Regions from separate parts of the Homo sapiens genome. Here region 2 is linked to region 1. The links are chromatin contacts, found by Hi-C or POLR2A ChIA-PET in ENCODE. All regions are on one chromosome and are shown on one strand. The core of a region is the stretch at or near the end of the contact, and the rest is flanking DNA. Distances in the headings are between cores, read along the strand shown.

The links. Hi-C counts contacts between places; a loop is a spot of excess contacts on that map. ChIA-PET counts read pairs that join two places held with the same protein, here RNA polymerase II (POLR2A). Pooled maps may share reads with other maps.
Region 2: a pooled map shows a loop between it and region 1 (2.7-fold over the local background). The contact joins two enhancer-like sites. A Hi-C loop is called at or near these places in 1 of 37 single-sample maps with no recorded cell type and 4 of 50 pooled maps. POLR2A ChIA-PET finds 5 or more read pairs at or near these places in 1 of 52 experiments (activated CD8-positive, alpha-beta memory T cell).

The regions. Positions count from the first base shown.
Region 1 is chr5:76,736,811-76,744,569 of GRCh38, forward strand. No RefSeq gene overlaps it. Among named protein-coding and RNA genes, the nearest start is that of F2R, 25 kb to the left of the region's middle. RefSeq lists enhancers at 2,110-2,439, 2,540-2,609, 4,743-4,822. Within about 2 kb of position 2,739, at least 15 of the 41 ENCODE cell types and tissues checked have a DNase peak (open chromatin) inside an H3K27ac peak, as active enhancers do.
Region 2 is chr5:76,300,116-76,307,874 of GRCh38, forward strand. SV2C (synaptic vesicle glycoprotein 2C) reads left to right here. Exons shown (of 13, transcript NM_014979.4): 11 at 614-817; 12 at 1,271-1,430. All of the region lies in intron 1 of SV2C-AS2 (SV2C antisense RNA 2), which reads right to left. Among named protein-coding and RNA genes, the nearest start is that of SV2C-AS2, 7.6 kb to the right of the region's middle. Within about 2 kb of position 3,901, at least 4 of the 41 ENCODE cell types and tissues checked have a DNase peak (open chromatin) inside an H3K27ac peak, as active enhancers do.

The DNA of each region.
Region 1 (7,759 bases), core at 1,489-3,988:
CTCAGGAGGCTGAGGTGGGAGGATCGTCTGAGCCCAAGAGGTTGAGGCTGCAGCGAGCCATGATTGCACCACTGCAGTCCAGCCTGGGCAACAGAGTGAGACCATGTATCCAAAAAAAAAAAATGTTTTTTCCACCAAGCTAAAAATAGCATTTTTAAGGAAATGGAATGCTTGGCTATTGAATATACACTTGGAAAATTTTAGGTTATACTTCTGAATTTAAGAAATTTTAAAAACTGTTTGCCGTTGGCATGTCTTTGAGGAAGTTGAGCTACAGAAGCAAGTGGAAAAGGTTAAGCAGCATTGATGACCAAGCTATTTAAGTTTCTGGGGCCTGGACCATCCATTAGCAGCTTATCTTCAGCCAGGTGCTGTCGTGAAAATTAAGGGGAAAAACAGTTCACCAATGGTAATTTCCTGGCATAATTAGCCTGTTATGTGGCTATGCCTTTTGAAACTACTAGACCAAATGTGTGTGAAGAGTAATTGACCACAGGATAAACCTAATTGTGTTTTGTGAAGGAGGTGTGGTTAAGTGAGCTGCAATGTGAGAAGAGAGGAGAAATTCTCTAATGCAATTATTCTCAGAGTTCCTGAGACTCTCAGGAGATCTGCAAGGTCAAACTCTCTTCAAATACCAAGATATTATTTGCCTTTTTTGGTCTGTTTCTCTCATAAGTGGACAGATGAGTTTTCCAGAAGCTACACAACATGTGAAAGTGCAACAGATTGAATGCAGAAGCAGAGACGAAAATCTGACTGTCTCCTATTACACCAGTCATTAAAGAGATTGCAAAAATGTAAAACAATGCAACTCTCCTCCTTAAATTATTGTTTTGGGAAAAAATTTTGAAAAATATAGTATTTATTTTAACATGTAATGGGCTTATTGTCATTTTTAGCTGAAATAGATATTTTCAAAAGTTCTCCATTTTAATGTCTAATATGGAAAATATCAGTAGATAAAATCATTGGCAGCAGGGTGCAGTAGCTCACACCTGTAATACCAACACTTTGGGAGGCCAAGCCAGGCGGATCACGAGGCCAGGAGTTCGAGACCAGCCTGGGCAACATAGGTAAACCCCATCTCTACTAAAAATAAAAAACTTAGCTGGGTGTGGTGGTGCACATCTGTAATCCCAGCTACTTGGGAGGCTGAGGCACGAGAATCACTTGAGCCTGGGAGGCGAGGGTTACAGTGAGTCAAGATGGCATCACTGCACTCCAGCCTGGACGACAGAGCAGAGCAAGGCTGTCTCAAAAAATGAAAAAGAAAAAAAGTCAGTGATGTGCTGCTAAGCAGGATCTCCACAAAAAGAAAAAAAGCCTGATCTGGCAAACTAGCATTTGCCAATTTTGATGGTGTGAATACTCCCTTCTTTTCCAGTTTCAAGCTCCCAACTGTTTAACAGTTGGCTTGACAAATTTCCTGAATATTGAATTCTTGTGAGCAGGTACAAGTTGACTCCAGCACACCAATGGATGCAACCCACATAAACAAAGGCTCTTTGCTGGTCCTCAATAATTTTAAGTGTATTAAGGTGTTCTGAGCAAAAGAAGTTTGAAAACCACTGCCCTTATCCAAGATGTCCCAACTTTATTGACTTGAAGAAAACAGATAAACTGGTAATTATTATAAAAGCATAAAAGCAAACAGGGGTAAAGAGTTGGCTTAGAGCTGCAGGCACCACTCTGGGTTTCTGGCTGTTTCAGAGCTGAGGGGTTCCAAGTCTTGGAGCAAGAAACTGATTCAACATCCAGGCTCAGTGGCTCACGCCTATTATCCCAGCACTTTGGAAGGCTAAGGCGGATGAATGGTTTGAGCCCAGGAGTTCGAGACCAGCCTAGGCAAAATGGCAAAACCCCGTCTCTACGAAAAATACAAAAATTAGCCGAGCGTGATGGCTCATGCCTGTAGTTCCAGCTACTTGGGAGGCTAAGGTGGGAGGATGGCTTGAGCCTGGGAGGCGGAGGTTGCAATGAGCCAAGATGGTGCCACTACACTTCAGCCTGGGTGACAGAGTGAGACCCTGTCACAAAAAGAAAAGAAAAGATACTGATTCACGTCATCAGGTATGGTGTGGTCCACAGAACAGGAAGCTCTGTGTGAGGTCTGATTTTCAGCCACCTGCTGTGTAAAGGAAAGAGAGAGGTGCTTGCTGAGCAAAGTTTCAGACCAGAAGACCAAGAGACAATTCAGAACAGCAGCAGATTCTACCCATGGTGGCATTCCTGTAAAGTGAAACTCAAGCGCCAAGTTTGTTGTCATGGGGACTGTTGATTGCATGCTAGTCTTATGGAAACACACGGAAAACCAGAGGTCAAATTCAGTAGCATCTCAGAATTCAGATAACACAGCATGTACAGTTTCAACCCAGCAGGCTGTGTGTTTATCACTTCAGGAAATGACTCATAAGCAGTAAGGAGATGAGCTTTGAAAGCTGCATCTGGCCAGGGCACGGTGGCTCACCGCTGTAATCCCAGCACTTTAGTGAGGCCGAGGCGGGTGGATCACCTGAGGTCGGGAGTTTGAGACCAGCCTGGCCAACATGTGAAACCCTGTCTCTACTAAAAATACAAAAATTAGCCAGATGTGGTGGCACACACCTGTAATCCCAGCTACTCAGGAGGCTGAGGCAGGAGAATTGCTTGAACCCAGGAGGCAGAGGTTGCAGTGAGCCGAGATTGTGCCATCCAGCCTGGATGACAAGAGCGAAACTCCATCTCAAAAAAAAAAAAAAGAAAAGAAAGCTGCATCTATAGTAGCCTGCATGGTGGCAGGGCCAGTCTGGCTGTTTTGCCTATCTTAATGACTACATCTGCAGGTCATTTTGGTGTGCTGCTATGCGACCCATCCAAGGAAGTGAAAACACCACGAAGGGTGGGCTGTCCAATACTGAGATGCATTCGTGAGCAAAACCATAATCATTTGATATCTATTTTTGTTGTTTTGTTTCCTATCCTGGGATATCTAGTTGCTCTTGAAACTAGCTGACACATATTTTAAAAAAAACAAGACAAATAATATATTCCCATCCTCCAGAAGCTAACTGGCTTTGGGATTTAATCCTAATACTTAATGTTTAGTTAGGAAGCACAAAATTTGAAGACCTCAGATTTAGAATTTTATCAGCTCTGCCTTGTAACAAGTTTTAGAAACTAAATCAGTTGGCCAGGCCTGGTGGCTCATGCCTGTAATCCTAGCTTTTTGGGAAGCCAAGGCGGGCGGATCACCTGAGGTCAGCAGTTCGAGACCAGGCTGGCCAACATGGTGAAACCCTGTCTCTACTAAAAATACAAAAATTAGTCAGACATGGTGGCACGTGCCTGTAATCCAGCTACCCGGGTGGCTGAGGCAGGAGAATTGCTGGAACCCGGGAGGCAGACGCTGCACTGAGCCGAGATGGCACCACTGCACTCCAGCCTGGGCAACAGAACGAGACTCTGTCTCAAAAAAAAAAAAAAAAGAAAAGAAAGAAAGAAAAGAAAAGAAACTAAATCAGTTCTCAACTCTGGTTGCGCATAGAATCACTGGAGAGCTTCTAAACAATTCCAGTGCCAATCTCTGGGGGCGAGGCCTGGACATTGATATTGTTTTCAAGCTCCTCAGAAGATTCTGATGTGTAAACCAGGGTTGATACTAAGAAAAGAAAAATCCCTCAGCAGTCTGAGCTATGTGAGGTGTGCAAAATTTATTAGGCCCAGAGAGACGGGAGTAGAGGACTTCAGTCACACCCCCGGCACATACCCTCCCCCTACCCACCACCCCCCATGCCTGTGGGCAATTATTTAAAGTCATTTTGTTCCTGGTGGTGTGGTAGCTCATGCCTGTCATCCCAACACTTTGGGAGGCCGAGGCGAGAGGATCCCTTGAGGTCAGGAGTTTGAGACCAGACTGGTCAACATGGTGGAACCCCTACACTCCTAAAAATACAAAAATTAGCCAGGCATGGCAGCATGCTCATGAAATCCCAGCTACTCGGGGGGCTGAGGCAGGAGAATTGTTTGAACCCAGGAGGCCAGAAGGTAGAGGTTGCAGTGAGTCAAGATGGCGCCACTCCAGCCTGGGCAACGGAGAGAGACTCCATCTCAAAAAAAAAAAAGGCATTTTGTTCCTGACTAGCTACATTCCCTGTTATCTTCATGTTCCTGGAATCTGTGATACAAAGAACAATGTGTATCCAATCAACAGCTTATGTTATTTTAATGTAAATTTTGATAAACAACTTAGGAACTGCCTCTTTTCCTTTATAAACATTCACATGCAACTGCTGCTAATCAGATTGTATATTCAGGACAACTTGAATATACACTTCAATATACACTGGGTTGCAGTCCTCAAGCTTGGCCCAAATAAACTCTCTACTTATATTAATTTTGACTCAGCTTCTTCCTTTTAGATCAACAATACCACTGTTTTTGAAAAGTGCTTCTTAGCTTATATACTGCTGGTGGGAATGTAAAGTATTAGTTCAGCCATTGTGGAAAGCAGTGTGGTGATTTCTCAAATAATTTAAAACAGAATTATCATTCAACCCAGCAGTCCCATTATTGGGTATATACCCAAAGGAATAGAAATCATTCTACCATAAAGACATCTGCGCACAGGTGTTCACTGCAGCACTATTCACAATAGCAAAGCTATGGAATCAACCTAAATGCCCACCAATGATAGACTGGATAAAGAAAATGTGGTACATATACCCCATGGAATACGATGCAGCCGTAAAAAAGAACAAGATCACGTTCTTTGCAGCAACATGGATAGAGCTGGAGGCCATTATCCTAAGCCAACTAATGCAGAAACAGAAAACCAAATACCACATGTTCTCACTTATAAGTGAAACTAAACATTGAGTACACATGGACACAAAGAGGAGAACAACAGATACCAGGGCCTACTTGAGGGTGGAGGATGAGAGGGAGAGGACTGAAAAACCACCTATCGAGTACTATGCTTACTACCAGGGTGATGAAATAATCTGTACACCAAACCCCCAAGACACACAATTTACTTATATAACAAACCTGCACATGTACCCCTGAACCTAAAGTAAAAGTTTTTTAAAAAAGAAAAGAAAATAGTGTTTCTTGGCCAGGTGCAGTGGCTCACATCTGTAATCCCAGCACTTTGGGAGGTGAAGACAGGAGGATTGCTTGATGCCAGGAGTTTGAGAGTTTGAGACCAGCCTGAGCAACATAGCAAGACCCTGCTAAAACAAATGTAAGAATTAGCTGGGTGTGGTGGCACACGCCTGTAGTCCCAGCTACTCAGGAGGCTGAGACAGGAGGATCCTTTGAGCCTAGGAGTTCAAAGTTACAGTGAGCTGTGATCTGTCTGCTTCTCAAACTTTAACCTGCATACAAATTACCAGAGTCTGCTGCAACTGGTCCGAGGCTGGGTCTGCCTGTGTAACAACTTCCCAGGTAAAGTTAAAGTTGCTCCTTTTGGACTATGCTTTGAATAGCAGTGCTCTCAGAGATAGCCCCGAGGCAGAATTTGGCTAGGTTGCAGGTCCAGGGATCCAGAAAATCAATTCTCATATTCTTAAAATCATTTTCTGAGACAATTTTTTTTTATTCTGAGAAAATTGGGGCAATTTTTAATGTAGTGGCAGCATATGTTCTTAATCAAAATTTGTTGTAGGTGATATCTATCTTGCTGTATGCTTCCTCTCCTCTTTCTCCCTTCTTTGGTTCTTTTCTAGGGAAAAAGATAGCTTAAATGGCTCTAATCTTATACATAAAACCATTTCAGAAGACACTGGGGGTTTAAAGTGGCAACTCCCATTTTTTAAAGATAGTGCCCGGCAGATAGCGGCAGCGCCTGGTTACCAGAAAGCAACTGTGGATATTTTTCCTGTCTCTGGGTCTGGCTGAAAAATGGTGACCTCAGGGAAGCACTAGGGTGCTACTTAGCATTCAGGAGCTTCAGTCTTGATGGAGCTGGAATGAGAAGTTTTGCAAACCCAAAGGCAAATGAGTCAGCCCAGGGATCATCATCAGAGGATCCATGATTCCACTGTGCCTGGGGAAAACCAAAGATTTTGTTAATCAACTCTGGGAACACATTTACAGCACATTCAGTAAACTTGGAGTAAATTCGTCATTATAGAAGCCCTCTTACAAGTTGATTGAAAAAACTAAATGATGAAAGAAAAACTACAATTTGTTAGCCAACGTGGGAAAAAATGTTACATCTCAGCGATAATCCAATAGCTGCAATTTAAAACAAGATAACACCGGCTCGTGTCCAATTAACAATGATCTTTTTCTATGATGGCTAAAACAGCTCCCTAATAAGTATTACAGAAGGAATGGAGGAAATAAGGAAAATAATATAAATACCAGAAAGGGTAAGATAATGTCGGTGGACACACTTTAGGAAAGCAATTTGACAAAATGTCATCATCCTTACATGTTCATAACCTTTGACCCAGTTGTATGACTTCTGGGAATCTATCAAGAAATAATTACAAATAACATCAAAAAAAGTAATAGGCTTCTGGTTGTTAATAGCAGCCTTATTTGCATGTTAGCAGAAGACAAAATTCCTCTAGATGTGTAATTTTAAAGGACTTCTCCAGAGACTATTATACCCTTTAACAATGAGACGTTTTAAGTGTATGTAACGACACAGAGCAGTGCTTATAATGTTTAATTTTTTAAAAAATAAGATGCAATGATATACAAGCAGTACAAAACCAACAAGATGGGGAAAAATAGATCTAAGTCAAGGCAAAGACTAATGAGAAATATACCAAGATGTTTAAACTTGCGTTTTGGTAATTGGGTCATTTTTTTTCCTTTAAAGTATTTTCTACTTCTCTCTTTCCTGAGTATGTACTGCCTCTCTAGCAAAAAAGCAACCCACATTAAAACAAAAGTAAAATAATCTGAAAAAACAAACAAATCTTTCTGACCATCTCCTAGCCACAATTAGTATTTTGTGCCTCAATATATTATTCAAGCAGGAAATAATGGTGTTAGGAAATCATATGATTCTACATATAGTTGACATCTTCAAGATTCTCCCAAAATATCTTGTGGAACTCTGAAATTCTCAAAAACATAAAAATATCTTTAGCCATGGCCAGGTGCAGTATCTGACACCTGTAATCCCAGCTACTTAGGAGGCTGAGGCATGAAAATCGCTTGAACCCTGGAGGTGGAGGTTGCAGTGAGCCCAGCCTGGGCAACAGAGCGAGACTCTGTCTCAAAAAAAAAAAAAAGAAAAAAAAAAAAAAAAGTCATTAGCTATACTCTGAAGCCAGAAATGTTTCTATTTGTCCCCAGCAGCTACCAGAACATTCAGTACAGCATTCTGTCATCATAACCAGAGCACGACTTTTTACTCTGATAGTCTTTATACTTGTGCCAAAAGGGCTATTCATTTGTTTTCTTCTGGAATTCATATTTCCTCATCAAGCAGCAAATATTATTTTTGCAAAACAAAACAAAAACTTTGACTGATTTTATTGCATAGTTATGTTAGTCCTCTTATTCTTGAAATTAATGAATGTGTGTAACCCACATTCTATTATTCAGTATTTTAAAAATCTGATTAATTATCCCATAAGCTCTTTTTAAAACATACTTGAGCTTTATTTAATTTCTGCATTCTTTGACCCATGTTGTTGGATCCTTAATTTCACTTATTCATTTTCTTACAATTATTAAATGGTCTCTTACATGGTGAGACTGAAGCTGGTATCCATAGGCTTGTTGCTTCTGTATAATGAAGGCAGCTTCAGTAGTC
Region 2 (7,759 bases), core at 2,651-5,150, 440 kb before region 1:
ACAGTGGCGCAATCACAGCTCACTGCGGCCTCAAATAAAAAATTATTATTATTATTATTATTATTATTATTATTATTTTTGTAGAGATGGTGTCTCACTATGTTGTCCAAGCTAGTCTTGAACTCCTGGCTCAAGCAATCCTCCTGCCTCATCCTCCCAAAGCACTGGGATTACAGGCATGAGGCACCACACCCAGCCCATGCACATTTTGAAACAAATTGTTTTTATAATTGTAGTATGGACACTATTAGTACTATAATGATAGTCTTTATGTAACATGATAATTAGGACATAGTAATATTGTAAAGGAGTAAGCAAGTAATATAATTAGCAATGGCCGACCATAGGAAATCAGAAGATAACTGGACCCCTTAATTTAATGTATTCCTTTATTCAGCAAAGGTATCTCATCATTCACCTACTTTATGATGTGAAGACCCAGACTAGATCCTATGCTTTGGCCAGAAGACCCAAAAAGTCAAGCTAGCATAGGCCTGAAAGCCCTCAAGGAATTTACAATACTGGTTTCCTCTCCGAATCCTCCATAGGCTTTCTTATACTGGTGCATGCCTGGTAAGAGCTTGATGAATTGTCTTTGTTGTTGTTTCTACAGATTTTGAGCCATATAAATTCATTGACAGTGAATTTAAAAACTGCTCGTTTTTTCACAACAAGACGGGATGTCAGATTACCTTTGATGATGACTATAGTGCCTACTGGATTTATTTTGTCAACTTTCTGGGGACATTGGCAGTATTGCCAGGGAACATTGTGTCTGCTCTGCTGATGGACAGAATTGGGCGCTTAACAATGCTAGGTATGTACTCAGTTTCATGTCAAATAAAAGAGCTGCCCCTGCAATCCAGAGGGACCCTGTTTCCCCCTGTACTCCCATCTATTAGGGATTTGCATCCAATAAGGAGAAATCCTTTAGACCTTACGTTGGGACTAAATTATAGTGAAAATTATGTCTAATTACATTTCATTTGAGTGGTTTCCATGAGTTAACAGACTGAAAAACTATGTGTAAAATGTATATTTTCCCACTCAAGTAGCTGAGTAAAAGATGATATGCATTTCATACTTTCTGTGTTCAGAGGCAGTTAGAGCCTTTCATTCAGGTGAATGCACCAGTTCTTGAGCTTTATGGAGCCCATCCTGCAGCTTCCACTTAGAATTCAGTTTTCTTGAGCAATCCCAAGGACCCAAGGGTTCTTGCTTTACTAAGATGACAGGAAACATTCCAGCCTTTTGTCTGCATTGTTGGCAGGTGGCTCTATGGTGCTTTCGGGGATCAGCTGTTTCTTCCTTTGGTTCGGCACCAGTGAATCCATGATGATAGGCATGCTGTGTCTGTACAATGGATTGACCATCTCAGCCTGGAACTCTCTTGACGTGGTCACTGTGGAACTGTACCCCACAGACCGGAGGTATGTTGAAATGGGCCTCTAGTAAGAGGCACTCTAAGCCCTGTGAGACCACTGAAAAATTATTTTAAAACAACCCAAACTGGCTGGGCACGGTAGCTTATGCCTGTAATCCCAGTACTTTGGAAGGCCAAGGTGGGTGGATCACCTGTGGTCAGGAGTTCGAGACCAGCCTGGCCAATATGGTGAAACCTCGTCTCTACTTAAAATACAAAAATTAGCCGGGTGTGGTGCCAGGTGCCTGTAATCCCAGTTACTCAGGAGGCTGAGGCAGGAGAATCACTTGAACCCAGGAGGCAGAGGTTGTGGTGAGCCAAGATCACACCACTGCACTCCAGCCTGGGCAACAGAGTGAGACACCATCTCAAAAAAAAAAAAAAAAAAAAAAGCCAAACTGTCACTTCCCCAGGAAAGTAAAAATCCAAAAATATCTGGCTTCACAAAGTTGTAGGTTCCACTCATATCTTTTAAAAAGAAAATATAGGGGAACATATGTGCTAGAAGGAATTAATAGGGCAATGAAGCCAGTGAAGGAATTTAAGTGTGTCCTTAACTTAGTTTGTAGGCTAACAATATGAGGAAGCTGTAATGAAGCAGTGAGGATTAGAGTTTAATAGCCTATCTTAGCCCACATTTTAAGTGGCTAACCAGTCCTTAGAGGGTCGTTTCCTTAGGTTTGCAGATGTGTCTGCATGAGCTCTGCATTAAGCAACCACAAAGAGGTATCTAGAACATATCTCTTGACCTTCCTGGTTTGTTGGAGGAAAGCCAAACACATTTCTAGTTATAAAAAACAATTGTGCTGGGCCTAGTGGGACATGCCTGTAATCCCAGCAATTTGGGAGGCCGAGGCGGGCAGATCACCTGAGGTCAGGAGTTTGAGACCAGCCTGGCCAACATGGTGAAACCCCGTCTCTACTAAAAATACAAAAAAAAACCTAGCCAGGCATGGCGGCGGGTGCCTGTAATCCCAGCTACTCAGGAGGCTAAGGCACGAGAATGGCTTGAACCTGGGAGGCGGAGGTTGCAGTTAGCCAAGATCATGCCACTGCACTCCAGTCTGGACAACAAGAGTGAGACTCCATCTCAAAAAAAAAAAAAAAAAAAAAAAATTGCTCCCAATATGGAAACACAGAGACTCATATCAGAGAAAGGGCTAGGGCTTTTGGGTATAGCTTCAGCAGCTTGAATAGCTAAATTAAAATAAAAGAAGCTCTGCTTTACCATTTGATATGAGCTAAGACAAATGGACTTTGCCTTCATGTACCACTCCTGTGCTATGTTGCCATAGAAGTCCTCTGTGCCAGAGGGTGGAGTCAGTATTATCTGGACTTTGAAATGTAGGAGAGTTTTTTCCTAGAACTATGCCAAAACATTTGGGATATCAATTTGCAACTGATCTTGAGTGCTTCCTCTGGGCTCATTCCCTTTTTTTATTGACCCCAAAGAGGTGTATTCTGTGTGTGTCCTGTCCTGTCTCTAACTTATATTTCTTCTTCAACAACATCTATTACTGAGCTTGCAGAACCCTGTAGGTACCCCTCCATCCATCTCCCTGCAGAACATCTAACACTCAACCCTGGATGTCTGCTTATCAAATATTCTAGTTCAGACCCTCAGTGACCCACCTATTAAATATTTAGGCTCTGAAAGGAACCATACAATCTTTGTACGGCATCTCCTTCATTCATTCAACAAATGTTAATTCTCTGTCTTTGTGAACGAGGTCCTGCCAGAGTTGGTGCGGCCAAAAGCAAGATTAAGACTCTGCAGCTTCATTGAGCTTTCTTTCATCAACCTCTCATTCTGCAAACAGAGCTTAGATGTGGATTACACTATACGTTTAAAATGAACCCCTCAATTGCTTGAGCCCATTGTGCCACTGCACTCCAGCCTGAGCAGCAGAGAGAACCTGTCTCAAAAAATAAATAATAAAATAAAATAACCTCCTCAATGTTAAAGCAAGGCTAGGTCATAGCCTCCTTCCTTTTTCTTGTATACTATAAGAGTGTGATACTGTTTTAGGAGAATCAGCTGCTTATCCCTCTGCCATAAGGAATAGAAGGATGAGTATTCACCTAGGACAAAAATCTGGCTTAAAAAAAAAAGACCCTCATAAATTGAAATTGGTCAGGTCCTTCCTGTGAGAAGTACAGACCTACGGTGTTTCTGTTGTCAGAAAGGTTAAATATCAATTGAAATAAAAACAAATGTTGCTTATTTGTATTAATTCAGGTCCTCCATGAAGCAGATGTCAGGATGGGATTAAACATGCAAAAATGTTATTAGAGGAAATGACTGTGAGAGAAGATGGAGAGGGAGTGAAGTATGGGAGAGCTGCAATGCAACTCTAAGCCTGAGCGAAGGAGGGAGGAAGGAGTATTTGGGTGGAATCTCCCAGACTATCCAGTAATCTAAGGAAGGTTTGGCAAGGCTGTTGGAGACCCAGGGATCATGACAACATCAGCCTCAGAGGAGTCCTGTGTGACTCAGGAAGCAGCCTGCAGTAATAGTCCTGTCAGGTCCAGTCATTGTCTGGGAGCAGCATGTGGGAAAACACCTCTGTGCACACCAGCACGATAACACAAAGGTCTGCCAGGTGCATTCTCACCGCGGTCACGCTGTTGCTGGCAGACGCTCTCCAGCACTTAAGTAGATGTCATCAGATAATCACAGGAAGTCATTTCCTTTGGTGATCTAGAAGATGACTTGTGCTCCAGAGCAGCGTGACCATGGCCATGGTAAATTCGCTAGTATGAGCTAATTAGTGAGTATCTGAAAATATTTCAGGCTAAAACCTCTTCCACCATTTCCATGTTTCTCTGGGTTGCATTAGGAGGTCTCCACTGATCTCTAACTCAGCTATTAGAGGAAAATCCCAACCAGTTGAGACACTCTATAGCTTCATCTCCCCATGGAGGCAGGATAGAATACAAGAATACAGGAATAGAACACAAAAATTCTGGCTAGAGGCTTTACTTCATTCTCTTGTGTTGCTCTAACAAAGTACCTGAGACTAAGTAATTTATAAAGAAGAGAAATTCATTTTCTCACAGTTCTGGAGGCTGGCAAGTTCAAGATCAAGGCAGGTTTGGTGTCTTGGGTGAGAGCTACTGTCTGCTTCCAGATGTTGCTGAGTCCTTCAGAGGAGACGAACACTGTGTCCTCACATGGTGGAAGGCAGAAGGGCAGGAAGGGCCAAACACTGTGTGAAGCCTCTTTTATGAGGGCCTTAATCCCATTCACCAGGGAGAAGCCCTCATGACCTAATCATCTCCTAAAGGCCCCCCTCTCTTAATACTGGGATTTGTATTGGTTTGTTCTTGCATTCCTATAAAGAAATACCTGAGACTGGGTAATTTATAAGAAAAGAGGTTTAATTGGCTCATGGTTCTGCAGACTATACAGGAAGCATAGGAAGCATAGTGGCATCTGCTTCTGGGGAGGCCTCAGGAAGCTTCCAATCATGGCAGAAGGTAAAGGGGGAGCAGGCACATCACATGTAAAGAGCAGGAGCAAGAGAGCTCAAGGGGAGGTGCCACACACTTTCAAACAACCATAGCTCACAGGAACTCACTCACCATTGCGAGGACAGTACCAAGGGCACAGTGCTAAACCATTCATGAGAAATCTGCCCCCATAATTCAATCATCTCCCACCAGGCCCCATCTCTGACACTGGGGATTACATTCTAACATGAGATTTGGGTGGGGCACACATCCAATCTCTATTAGGATTACATTTGCATTTACTGTGAAAACACTAATGAGGACGTTGTTCATTATAGGACACATCTTCTTCTACTCAGAGTCTACCATGAAGACTGAACATCTCAGGGGTGGGTTCTAGGAATCATTTTGTATTCCTCCACCCATGCTTTGAGAAGCTGTTATGTGTCCTCACTTCATATGATAAAAATTGTGTAATTCTTCACATTTCCTTCTCTGTTGTGCAATCAGGAAGCAGAGAGCCTGTGTCTCTGCTAAATCTGCATAGTCCAGATACTTGTTTCACTCTTCCTTATCTTGATTTGCCCCCTCTTATGCCCATTTTATTAATTTTGTGTCTTTTATAAGTTATCCTACCTAGATCGTTTGATAAAGAGGCAGGAAATTTTGGAATTAAATCTAGATGTACTTACTGAATAGCACTTTTCTGTGCCAAAAAAAATGAAACAACCATTTTTCCATTCTGTAAATGCCATCAACATCCTCCTTTCTTCAAAACCTCAGTATCAAAAATGAGCATAACAATTGCAGTCTTAAACAGATGCATGGTGACATTCTAGCTTTTTCCCCAGATTAGAGAGCACTTACACACTGACTGGGACATGATGATTTAAGGGACACAAAAAGAGGTGGGAGGGGACTGAACATTCCAACCCTCTGGACATATGGTTGGTTTTTCTGGAGACCAGCCCAATCCAGAAGCTATCTAGGATCCCCTCAGCCAAGAGTCATCTCATTAGCCTACAAAAGACACTCTTTTGGTGGAGCAGGGGGAAGGATGGGGTCTCCCTCTGTTGCCCAGAGCTACAATCTGTAACCAGAGCTGGAATGCAGTGATTCAATCATAGCTCACTACAGCCTCAAACTCCTGCGCTCAAGTGATCCTCCCCCATCAGCTTACAAAGTAGCTGGAACTACAGATGTGTATCACCATGCCAGGCTAATTTATTTTATTTTTTTTTATTTTAAGAGATGGGGTCTCACTGTGTTGCCCAGGCTGGTCTCAAACTCCTGGCCTCAAGCAATTCTTCTGCCCCAGCCTCTGAAGTAGCTGGTATTATAGGTATGACCCATTGTGCCAGGCTCCAAAAGATACTCTTATCCAAGGGTTTTAGGAGCTCAATGCCGGGAACTGGGGATGAAGACCAAATACTTATTCTTTACTTATACCTTATATTTAAGGCTGGAGATTATTACTAAAGTGCAATTTATTATCCAGAGGATTTAGCTATGCAAAAGGTGGGAAACTGTACCCCTGGACAGCAAATCAAAAACAAATCTACATTCCCTAAAACCTTAGCTGCTAGTTATAAGCATGACCTCAAAACCAGAAACCATCAGGGAGAAGGTTAAAAGAATTCTCTGGGTAAAACAAAATGTGAATTCCACACAGCAAAAAATACCATAGGCACATATAAATGATAAATTGAGGGCAGGAGGGGGTTGAAACAGAAATGAATTAATAACCTGAATATATAAATTGGAAATTCATAAAGAAATGTCAACAAACACTTAGCATATAAAAATGCTCAGCTTCACTAATAGTAAAAATTAATTACAAATTAAAGCAATTATGACATTTAGCTTTCTCCTATTATTCAGAGAAGACAATATTTAAAAGATAGATAAGATCCAGTGTTCTCTGGGGCAAGTGAGGGGTTACTGCTGAGTCTGTTGTGGGAATTCTGAAAACAGATACCACATTTGTAGAGGGGGATGATCTACAGTCTTAAGTATTTTTTCCCAATAGGAATAAACTATTGATTCCTCTGGTTGCTTTTCAGGTTTTTTCTTTGCCTGCCATGGATTTCTTTGGGTTTACTATGTTTGGGGTTTGCTCAGCTTCTTGAATCTGTAGGTTTACAGCTTTTGCCAAATTTATGAGGTTTTCAGCCATTATTTATTTTGTCAAAAAACAAAATTACAACAAATTTAGTGTAAAGAGCTAGTTGACTTTTATCTGCTATTCTAGAAGCAGGCAACACCTCACTCTATAAAATGGGGTGAGTGCTCTAATGAGCTGAGCAGAGAAAGTTGGCTTCATAGGCAGAAAAGCTCTAAAGAGAGCAGATACAGAGAACAAAAAGCAGATAGCCCTTTCAAAGTCCCTTTCTGTAAAGGGCTAAAACAGAGGGGACTTCCTTATTATGCTCATTTGGGTTGGCCGGAATCACCTGTTTTTTGGAAAACTGGCTCTTTTCAAAGTTCAATTTGATTAGGTGGCACTTAGCCTGAGTGACTCCATTCTGCTTAGGACTGGTCTGCTGTGGCCTAGGTGCAGGAGACTAGCCCAAAACAATGGCCTCCCGTAAAATTTAACTATTTGAATACTTTTTCAGTGCTGCCCTTTTTCTCTTCTGCCTGAACTCCAGCAACATAAATATTAGATCTTTTGTTATAGTTCCGCAGGTCCCTGATTTAGTTTGTTTTCTCTGTTCTTCACTTTAGATAGTTTCCATTGTTCTGTCTTCCAGTTCACTGGTTCTTTCCTCTGTCTCCTCCATTCTGCTGTTGAGCCCAACCACTAAGCTTTTTATTTTGGTTATCATATTTTTCAGTTCTAAAATTTTCATTTAGTTCTTCTTTATTTCTTCTACTTCTTTG